2 separate regions of the Homo sapiens genome follow, and region 1 is linked to region 2. Evidence: chromatin loops called from intact Hi-C (ENCODE). Cell type or tissue: endothelial cell of umbilical vein. All regions are shown on one strand. Each heading gives the region's core, and the rest is flanking DNA. Links, peaks and the distances in the headings are about the cores only.

Region 1 (5,605 bases), core at 184-5,183, 91 kb after region 2:
GTTTCTATCCCACGATAGTTCAGAGGTAAAGTGGCAGATCTTTCGAAGCCATGTGAAAATATGAAGCTGTAAACATTAAGTACAGTGACGGACACAGCTTGCTTCTATTTCTCTCAATCACCCTAAGTCCAAGAACTAAGGTTGAGCTACGAGCCTAGATCTATGAGATCTGTGAGATCTGAGGGCCTAGATCTATGGCTCTCAAAGTGTAGTCACATAGCCAGAACATCAGCCTCTCCTGGTAACCTGTTTGAAATGCAAATTCCCAGGCCCTACAGACATGTTTTTCCATGCCCTGCAGGTGATTCTCATACAGGTATGAGAACCACTGACCGAAACCCTTAGGTTCCATTGTGAATTGAAGAACTCATCTGCAAGCCACCAAGACCTGGTGATCTAGGGGTCTACAGCAGTGGTTCTTCTCCTTGGCTGTACCCTAGAAACCCTGAGATGCTTCTCAAAAATAACAATACTGAGTCCCTCCCCCAGACCAATAAAATCAGAATCTCTAGGAGCGGGGTGCAGGGAAAAGCTTTTCTTTTTTTTTTTTCCTTATATTTATTTTATTTATTTATTTATTTTTATTATTATTGTTATACTTTAAGTTTTAGGGTACATGTGCACAATGTGCAGGTTAGTTACATATGTATACATGTGCCATGCTGGTGTGCTGCACCCATTAACTCGTCATTTAGCATTAGGTATATCTCCTAATGCTATCCCTCCCCCCTCCCCCCACCCCACAACAGTTCCCAGAGTGTGATGTTCCCCTTCCTGTGTCCATGTGTTCTCATTGTTCAATTCCCATCTATGAGTGAGAACATTTAGCGTTTGGTTTTTTGTCCTTGTGATAGTTTACTGAGAATGATGATTTCCAATTTCATCCATGTCCCTACAAAGGACATGAACTCATCATTTTTTATGGCTGCATAGTATTCCATGGTGTATATGTGCCACATTTTCTTAATCCAGTCTATCATTGTTGGACATTTGGGTTGGTTCCAAGTCTTTGCTATTGTGAATAGTGCCGCAATAAACATACTTTCTTAAAACTTCCCAGGGGACCCCCATGGGCAGCCAGGGCTGACACCCTGGGACCACAGGAAGGGAGGACCCAGGTGGGAGAGGGTTGCTGCCGTGGCTGTAATGTCTACGCCTGTGGAAGGGAGCCTGCAGTCATTGTGCAGAATCCAAGCAGCCCCTAGAAACTCTCAGTTCTAGACAAAAGAGATGACCAAAGCCACGGGTGGCTGCAGTGTCGGGACAGTGGGGCTGGGGAGGGGCTTCGTTTGGAGCCAGTTGGTGCTGTCCTGCCAGATTGCACCTTCTCATCCCTCCCAGCTGCAGGTGTGAAAAGCTGCCAGCCTGCTCAGTTCCTAAATCAGCATCGCCAGGGCTGGCAGACTTCTAGAGGGCGGCTGTACGCTAGTGAGCAGTGTAAACCTGCTCTAAAGCTTGTGTCAAAGGCTTAGGATGGGCCAGGGGCCCTCCTGTGCCCTAGGCTGTGGTTGTTTCTTCCCAAACCCAGGCCAACCCAGTGGGCTTATGCCCTCAGCCTGGACCTGTTCTCTGCTTTCCCGTGGAGACTGGTGCCTGCCAGGGCTGCGACATGGTTCCATGGCTGGCTTTTGCTAACCCTGCTCCCAGCTCAGGGCCCTTCTTCACATCTAAAAGGATCCTATTCTCTCTCCGGCATCCCAACCTTAGCATATGCCTGGCTTTCCAGGCTCTTAGGCCTGACCTGAACTCACACCCACTCCCTGAAGACTACCTACATTCAAGGAGATTTAAATGAGTCTAGAGCCAGAATCAGCCTGTAGCCACCAACCCCTCAAACCACCCAAGGCCAGTGGGAGGTGCTCAGCAGGCGTCCTCCATTCCAGCCTCCTTCCCTGTCCCATGGTCCTGAGTAGAGAGACCAGCTGACCTTACCACCAAGGCTCCAGGGTCCCAGTGAGCAGATCAGCCAGCCCCAAGTATGCAGGAGGAGGGACACCCGAGGGCGAGGCTGGGGCCTAGGGGCCAAACACGTGAGCCGGACTTCAGAGCTAAGCTCCCACTCCAGCCCGGAATGCGAAGGCAAACCAAGCAGACGGAGGAAAGGTCAGGGTGAGCCAGCCACCTTGGGAGTCAAAGGAGCACAGGGTTACCTGAAGCCCACACCAGCAGGGCTCATGAGGCTAAGCCACTCCTAGATGTCAGCAGGCATGTCTGTGGGCAGCGTCCCTGCCTGCTTCAGGAGTGGAGCAAGCGCTGCCTGTGGCAGAAATAGTAGGTGGGAAAGATCAGTATCTAACAGCACAGAGCTTCCCCCAAATTACACACAGGATTGCCATGGGATCCAGCAGTCTCACTCCTGGGTAAATCCCCAAAGGAATGGGAAGCAGGGACTTGGGGAGATATTTACACACTCTTAGTCACAGCAACGTGAGTCACAGTAGCCAAAAAGTGGAAACAACCCAAGTGCCCGCTGATGGATGAATGTGGTCTCTCCATACAATGGAACATTACTCAGCCTTAAAAAGGAAGCGAATTCTGACACATGCTACACCACGGATGAACCCTGAGCACCTTATGCTGAGTGAAATAAGCCAGTCACAAAAAAACAAATAATATGTTTCCTCTTATACGAGCTACGAAGAATTGTCAAACCGACAGGGACAGAAAGCAAAACAGAGTTACCAGAAGATGGAGAGGGGAGGAATAGGAAGTTACTGTTTAATGGGTACAGAGGTCGGTTTTGCAATCTGAAAAACTTCTGGAGATGGCTGCACAACGCTGTGAATATACTTAATGCCACTGAACGGCACATTTAAAAATGGTTAAAATTGTAAAGTTTGTATTACGTATATTTTACCACAATAAAAATAGGTCAGTATCTGGAACTGAAAGGGTTGGGGGTTGGATGCCCACAGGTAGGTGCTTCCATCCATCACACATGAAATGAGGAAGGGGCTGTTCACCTGGCCACAAGGGGAAACTTCACCCCTGGGCTCTGGACACACGTTCGACTTCATAAAACCCCGCCATGTGGGCTGCTCTGGTTTTAACGCTTTGAAATCTGTCCTGGGTTTTGCTGAAGGAGCTGGCGTGCCCCCTGCAGAAAGCACCCCAGGCCACTTCACCGTGGTCAGACTCAGGAAGGGGCCCTCAGACTTGCCCCTCATCAGTGGCTCACTACCGAGACCCCTAGTTCCAGCTGAGTGAGGAGCCGTGGTTCCCAGTTGTTTTTTTTTTGAGACAGAGTCTCCTTCTGCCACCCAGGCTGGAGTACAGTGGCGCAGTCTCGGCTCACTGCAACCTCTGCCTCCCAGGTTCAAGCGATTCTCCTGCCGCAGCCTCCCGAGTAGCTGGGATTATAGGTGCCCGCCATCATGCCCGGCTATTTTTGTTTTTTTTTTTAGTAGAGACGAGGTTTCACCACATTGGCGAATTTGGTCTCGAACTCCTGACCTAAGGTGATCCGCCTGCCTCGGCCTCCCAAAGAGCTGGGATTACAGGCATGAGCCACCGCGCCCGGCCCCCAGTTTATTAAGAAACATTAACAGATCTAACAGATGGCTCTCACCTCCTAGGTATCTCCTGGTCTCTGAATTCTAAATCACCACTTTTGTTTCTGCAACAAGAGGGAAATAACCAATACCTCAAACCAATTTCCTTCTTCTCTAGGGAATTATATTTTAGTATAATTTACCTCAAATTATACTACCCAGAAACATTTTTCTGGAAAAAAATATATATATATTCTGGGTTTTTTTGATGACTCGAACAATCAAGTCTAAGCTCATTGTCCTTATAGATTTTCAATGCCTTCATGGCCTAGGAGGATGTAATTACGTTTTTTTTCTATTGAAGCGTTAAAGGGCATTGCTCTTCTTTGCATCGGTCATTTCCCAGCTCCTGGCTTGTCAATTTCACGGTTGCCTCGGCTCAGGGGAGGATGAACTTTGCTTTATTGCAAATGAGGAAGAGGACTGCTTGCAAATTTAGGAACACATTGAGCCTTGGGTTAAGTAAATATTTCACTTATATGGGACACTTGGCCTCTGTCAGAAATTGGCGACCAGCCTGGCCGACATGGTGAAACCTCATCTCCACTAAAAATACAAAAATTAGCCTGGTGTAGTGGCACACGCCTATAGCCCCAGCTAGTTGGGAGGCCGAGGCAGGAGAATCCAGAATCACTTGAACCAGGAGGCAGAAGTTGCAGTGAGCCGAGATCTTCCCACTGCACGACAGAGCCAGACCCCATCTCAAAAAAAGAAAAAAGAAATTAAAAGAAAGAAATTGACAGGACAAAGAGGACCTGCAAATAGAGGGACTTCTTGTTGGCTGATGCACCTGTAGGGCGAGGAGAAATCTTTGCCTTTGCCCTCAGAAAGTTCGCTGAAAATTAGCTGACAAAATCAGTACATTCATAGAGGAAAAGGCATACAAATTTATTTGATCATACTTTTATGCGACACAGGAGCCTTCAAAATAAAGACCCAAAGATACAGGCAAACTGTCTATTTTTATGCTTAGGTTCAGTGAAGTATGGGCAGCCATGTAGATAATACAACTGGACAAAATGTGTCTAATGGACTGAGTGGGAAGACCCAGTAAGGCCTGTCTGTCTAGATTCTTCTTGGCCTCTCTGAGCAGCGTTCCTTCCTTCTGGGTATAGGGCAGGACCCTCTCTGGAATGGGGGTCTTATGACCTACAGTCAAACAAGGTAGGTCAGAGGATCCCTTCCCCCCCCTCCCCTCCCCTCCCCTCCCCTCCCCTCCCCTTCCCTTCTCAGGCTGAAGTACAGTGGTGAAATCACAGCTTACTGTAGCCTTGACCTCCTGGGCTCAAGTCATTCTCCTACCTCAGCCTCTCTAAGTGTTGGAATTACAGGCGCATGCCACCGTGCCCAGCTAATTTTTTATTTTTTGCAGAGATGGGGTCCTCCTATGTTGCCCAGGGTGGCCTCGAACTCCTGGGCGCAAGTGATCCTCCTGCCTTGGCCTCCCAAAGTGCTGGGATTACAGGCATGAGCCACTATGCCCAGCTGAGAATTTCTTTGTGTTTAGCTTTAACATAGAAAGATGTAAAAGGGGAAATTTCAAGTGACATTTTTAGGTTTTATGGCTGGCTTTGGGAAAAAAGGGTTCTGGTTTCCAGAAACCACCTTGGGGAAGAGGGATTCTAGTTTGTATGGCTACGCCTGTGGGAGGATGAGGGGCCAGAGACGGGAGGATCAGAGATGGGAAAAGGTCAGAGAGAGCTGCTTCTAAGGCTTTCATTTTTGAGTAACATTTTCTGAGCCCCAATACATATAATCCGGCAGGTAACCTGGCCTCACTTTCTCCTCACCTGCACACCTACCTGCTTCTACCTGCAGGTCACTGGATCCCCACTGGGAGCTTGACCCCCTGCCCTAACAGGAAGAACAGAAAATTGCAGTCACAGGGAGATGGAGCAGTCTCCAGCCTGCTTTGGCCTCCCTTTTTTTTTTTTTTTTTTTTTTTTTTTTGACACGGAGTCTTGCCCTGTTGCCCAGGCTGGAGTGCAATGGCGTGATCTCGGCTCACTACAACCTCCGCCTCCGGAGTTGAAACGATTCTCCTGCCTCAGCTT
Region 2 (5,605 bases), core at 206-5,205:
GGATGTTAAGCCTATATGAGAATGGGACTATTTCTCAGTATTTCAGAAGATGCAATTTAGCATCTACAATTCAATTATATAATCCTCCAAGCATTAGACATCAAGCCACAATTCAAACAGATTTCCTTCTAAAACTTAATGCATTCATCAGAACTTAAGGGGAGATTGCTCCAATGAATCACTTCTCACAGATGCAACATCAAGCTGTCAGGCTTCCATGGGCCTCTCAGCATTGACACGAGTGACCTCTTAATAGCAGGGCAAGGAAAACGCTCACCACTCAAATGGAAGGGGGTGCAGAAATGGACATTTTTGCCAATACTAATAATAATGACCGTAAAGAGTTATGGCACAGTTTCAGACTTTGCACAGCACACTTTAAGTCTCATAACAACCCTAAGAGATCAGTGAGGTAGGCATTATTGTTATGATTATTAGTATTCTCACTTGATAGATGAGAAAACCAAAGCTCCAAGAAGTCAGGCTTTTGGCAAAGTTTTCACAGGCATCGAGTGACAAATGAAGAAACTGAATTTCCACTGGCCAAGTCCAAATCTTACTTCCCAGACAGTGAGAACAGCATTTATAGAACCAGAAGTTTGAGGACCAAAATATAATTCTTATAATGCATATTTTTTGTCTTGGGGATCATCCTTGGTTGCAAGTAGCATCTTTAGTCCCTTGCAGTGCCTACCCAGGTGCTGTCACACAATCTGGGATTTCTGGTGTCTCCTCACTCCTCTAGGTGTTTGGGTGACACCAGGCTGACCCTGATGGAAAACGCAAAGTCCTCCTTGGCCCAGGACCTCTGTGAGAGGCTCAAAGGGCAAAACCCCCAAGAGCTATCTTCTCTGTAAGCCTCCAGACTCTTCCCTCTCCCTTGAGAACCCTCCAGCTTGGACACCTCCCCTCTTCACCTCTGTATCTCTTCCTTACTCATAATCTCCCCTCCAACTCCCTGACTTGTGTGCTTATTGAGGACAAGGACCACATCTCATGTAGCTTTGTATTCTGACACAAGTAGTTGATTTCAATGGCCAGGGAATATCTGTGGAATGAATGAATGAGGAAAGTAATCAAGTAATGAATTATTGGGGAGAGATACAGACAAGTGTAGAAAAAGGGAAATGCCTGGATGTTTTTCCACGTTGACCCTTTCCCCCACCCCAAAGTTCATAGTAATGCATCTAACAATGATCCACATTTTTTTTTTTTTGAGACGGAGTCTCGCTCTGTCGCCCAGGCTGGAGTGCAGTGGCGTGATCTCAGCTCACTGCAAGCTCTGCCTCCCGGGTTCACGCGGTTCTCCTGCCTCAGCCTCCCGAGTAGCTGGGACTACAGGCTCCCACCACCACACCCAGCTAATTTTTTGTATTTTTAGTAGAGACAGGGTCTCACTGTGTTAGCCAGGATGGTCTCGATCTCCTGACCTCATGATCCACCTGCCTCGGCCCCCCAAAGTGCTGGGATTACATGCATGAGCCACTACACCTGGCCATGATCCACATTTTAATGTGGATCTGGCTTCATTACATGATGGCTTTAACCCAGCCCTGGAAATGACAAAGTAAACCCAAGCACATTTTCATCTTTCACCATGCTGGAAAAATCCCAAGTCTTTGGTAAGCTCGCAGGTAACATGGGAAAGGCAGGTGGGGATCCATGCACAGGTCTTCATGACATAGCTGTGGATGGCTGGGTTAGACACACACTGGGCAAATGAACAGGTGAAGGGGTGCATAGTGAGCCAGCCTTGTAGTAATGAAACCCGGTTATTCAGAGGCCCAGGTGAGCAGCGGAAATAAAACAGAGTTGCCATCAACTAAGGTCAGGTTCTTCTGGTCAATGTTCCATCCTCCTGTGGTTCAAAATAGATGCTACATTACCATGAACATGAGAGTTAGGCCAAGTTCTGTCCAACATGCAGACATTAGGAAAAAGCAAGCACAGACACAATCACACAATCTCTTCCTGTAACTGGGGGAAGCTTCTCTCTCCGGCTTTATGACAATGCAGAAATATCATCAGATGTGGTTTGTTGATTCCTAGATTAATGGTTTATATATATGTGTGTGTGTGTGCATATACATATGTGTGTGTATAAATATAAAATATACACACACACTATATGTATACACACATACTATACAGCATATGGATATAAAGGTATACACATAATACAGAAATTATACCCACACATGCTTATATTTGCCTATATTTAAGAAATTTGCATCATGCACAGCCAGTGAAACTTTACGCTTTCATATCTAAGCCATTTCAGCTCAGGTTAGGCTAAAGAATACTTTTTCACTGTTGGTTTTGAGAAGCAACATGATATGTTGGAAGGAGCAACGACAGAAAGAGATAGGCACAGGTTCCAGTTCTGTCCCTGTTCCTAGTGCCCAGGAAGGCTACGTAATCTCTATAGACCTTGGTCTCCTGATTTGGAAAATAGAAATAATAAACCACACACACATCATGTTGTTCTAACAGTTAAACATGGTTGTGGAGGTCAAGCATTTAACATGTGTCTGGATCCATTAGGTGTTAAGAAAATAATATGTCCTCCCCTTTCCTCTTCTCAATATAGTAAAATAATCAGATGAGCAGCATTTCACCAGGACATAAAGTGCTTACAACTGGAAGGAAAAACCATTTTTCAAGGTGATGTAGACCATTTATTGTTTTTATGTAAATGTGATTGTAACTTAAAACAAGCTGTATCTAGTGACCAGTGGTGACCTTACAGTGTCTTTTCTTGGCAGTGCTACGTTAGCACTGGAAACTGGTTCAAGTTACCATAGTTTGCTTGCTTTTTTAATTCATAAGGACATCTTTCTTTGATTCTACTCTATGAAACATAGACTGTCAACTAATTCTGGGTAATCTCTTCTCCCTACCTGCAGGATTTTCTGTATTACAAGCTCTGGTAGTATCTAGATTAAACCATCTAAGAGTAAATTCCTGGAAGTCAAGGTCAGAGAGCTTTTCTTACACAGCCTCCCATCACCCAATCCACCATGGCTTACCAGGGTTATCCTCTTAAAATTCCCTCCTGTCCTGTATGAGTCTCCTCAGTGGAGTCCGTCTCCATTCCAGCTGTGTGTAGCCATAAGTTTGACAAATCAACGAGTTCCTGGACACCTTCCAGAATCTGTGGAATTTGAGTCCGGCAGCGACTCAAAAATGGTAAGGGGGAGGAGCTAGTTTTACAGCCAAACATGCGTGCAGATTAAATCAGTGCCCTGCCAGATGAAATGCTTGCCCTTCTACGTGTTCCTGAGGCGTGACCCTCTGAAAGCATGAATCCCCATGGGCATTGCGCCAGGACACAGGAATCCTGCTGCTCAGCACAGCAGTTCATAGCATTCACAGCGTCTGCCATGTCGTTTCAACTGTTGATTCTGATTGCTGTTGCTTTTATCGTCTCGGCATATCCAACACTGCAGCTATGAAATAGCTGATAATTCATCTCGTTGAAGACCCAGGTCTTAAACATTTGCACCATCTGAATCTGACCCTCAGGTCTGGACAAGTAGAGGCCTGTAGCATGGAACCTGGGTCGTGCCGAGTGGGCACAACCTTGGAGCATACATCCCCCTCCCCCATCCACTGCTTCATTATTTGCCGTCTCCATGGAAACCCCATTCTGTACTGTCAGAACTCACCTTGGCCACCTTTGTACTTACCACCTAAGCACTTTCTTGGTGCTATGGTACTACATATGAAACAAAAAAAATTTTTTTTGAGACTATCTTGCTCTGTCATCCAGGCTGGAGTGCAGGGGCACGATCTCAGCTCTGTTCAGCCTCTGCCTCCAGGTTTCAAGCAATTCTCCTGCCTCAGCCTCCCGAGTAGCTGGGATTACAGGCACACACCACCATGCCTGGCTAAATTTTGTATTTTAGTAGAACCAGAGTTTCACTATGTTGCCCAGTCTAGTCTTGAACTCCTGCCCTCAAGTGATCCTCCCACCTCAGCCTTCCAAAGTGCTGGGATTACAGACATGAGCCACCGCCCTATGCAAAATTTAAAAGGAACTTTTGGTGACCCAATTTATACAGGGCAACCTCCAGTCTTTTAACACCTAAGTTATTAGGGATTTCATCTTGACCAGTGGGTAGGTCACAACAGGATCCCGGTGGTGGTGAAAAACCCATGAACACGACACATTCATACCCCTGGACTTCCCCTCACTCCGTTCGCTTCTTCTACAGCAGCCCTTGGACAAGCAAAGACAATGCCAACAACATCAGCCATCATCCCTGAGATCTTTCCCATCATGGACACCAGCCAAGTAATAAGTGACCCCAGCCCCCAGTGTTATTTTGCTTTGGGAGGGTATATCCAGGGTCCTTGGTGTCTAGATTTATCCACACAACCACAAAACCAACCACACAAAGACTGATGGGCAGATTAAGTCAATCACCTAGGAACTCAAGGAATGGGACATTTCTTGCAGCAACTCAATGGATCTAATTCTTCATGACCTAGAACACCCTCCCTTCCCACCAAAGAAGCTTCCAGCTTCATCCCATCTGTCACCTTGTAGCCCTCCCTTCAGCTCCATTAACAAGCCAGCATCCAACTCGCCCTCACTCCCACTACTGCCCCCAGCCTACTAAAGGGACTACAAGAAATACACCAATTATTAAGAGCCCCAGGGAGGGCATATGAATAAAAGACACCACCTGTCACCAACCTCTGAGCTGAGAGATGGAGGTACCCTGGGTTTCCTGGACAGCTGGTAAGGGTGCAGGTTACAAGGGGTTCTCGTAGTGTATGTCTTGTTTTTGTTTCTTTTCTCTATTTCTAAAGCTATTATTTTTTTATCCCTTCTTTTTGGCTCTTTCTCTCTTTCCTTTCATATGAATTATAAACATATGTATATATTTCTCTGATAATCAGTATGCCTGGCTATACTTGACCAAGACTTTTGTTAAAGAAACAAACTTTATATCTGGGAAGTGCAGGTCTGGGGACTGAAAGGAAAGCTATTTTCCGGAAGCACGTTTTATTGCTTTTATGACTCAAATATCTCCATCTCACCTCATTTTCCTTTAAAGCTAAATATGTAGCAAATGGAGATGTACTGATATGGAATCTCAGTGGGAAATGATTGCAGACAAAAAGCTTATTAGCGTGGTTTCTTCTCTTCTAAAAAAACCCTCCCCTTTCCCAAAATAACTGATAAATGGTCCTTTGTGGAGATGGTTGTGATGCAGCTTCAACAGTTATGAAAACCCTGCTTTACATCTTGCTGGAAATGAGAGCATGCATCACAGTTCTGGATGGCAAATTTGGTGGCTTGCTTCTTGTGGTAACTTAACTGAGGCTCAGAAAGCGTTAGGCTTTAGAAGACAAGTTGACTCCAACTCACAGAATTTTAATCTTATAATATTTTCGACTTTTAATTTTCCAAATAATGTTTATAAAGTAGAAGGACGGAGGATATGTGAATCCAACTCTGTTCCCAAAATGGTATAGCCACGGTTGTTATTTTTGGCTTTTTCTTCTTAATATCTTCACTTGGCTTTTTGAGGATATTATCTAGAGAAGTAAGAACTTCTGACTTCTCAAGGCCCCATTTGTGCCTGAACTCAGC

The links. Hi-C counts contacts between places; a loop is a spot of excess contacts. Peaks named below come from ENCODE experiments on the same cell type or tissue, not always from the same donor. Only the 100,000 strongest peaks of a DNase experiment are listed, where the experiment ranks them.
Region 1: it touches region 2 in a loop (5-fold over the local background); 2 of 110 quality-filtered maps call a loop at or near these places.

The regions. Positions count from the first base shown.
Region 1 is chr10:13,981,635-13,987,239 of GRCh38, reverse strand. The region is part of intron 2 of FRMD4A (FERM domain containing 4A); the gene reads left to right. Among named protein-coding and RNA genes, the nearest start is that of FRMD4A-AS2, 7.1 kb to the left of the region's middle. In endothelial cell of umbilical vein, for the core only: no CTCF peak of the experiment used is centred there; a DNase peak (open chromatin) is centred at 2,469; H3K27ac peaks cover 2,300 bases.
Region 2 is chr10:14,072,251-14,077,855 of GRCh38, reverse strand. All of the region lies in intron 2 of FRMD4A (FERM domain containing 4A), which reads left to right. FRMD4A-AS3 (FRMD4A antisense RNA 3) reads right to left here and starts at 3,572. Exons shown (of 3, transcript NR_120638.1): 1 at 3,030-3,572. In endothelial cell of umbilical vein, for the core only: no CTCF peak of the experiment used is centred there; DNase peaks (open chromatin) are centred at 3,235 and 5,015; H3K27ac peaks cover 2,260 bases.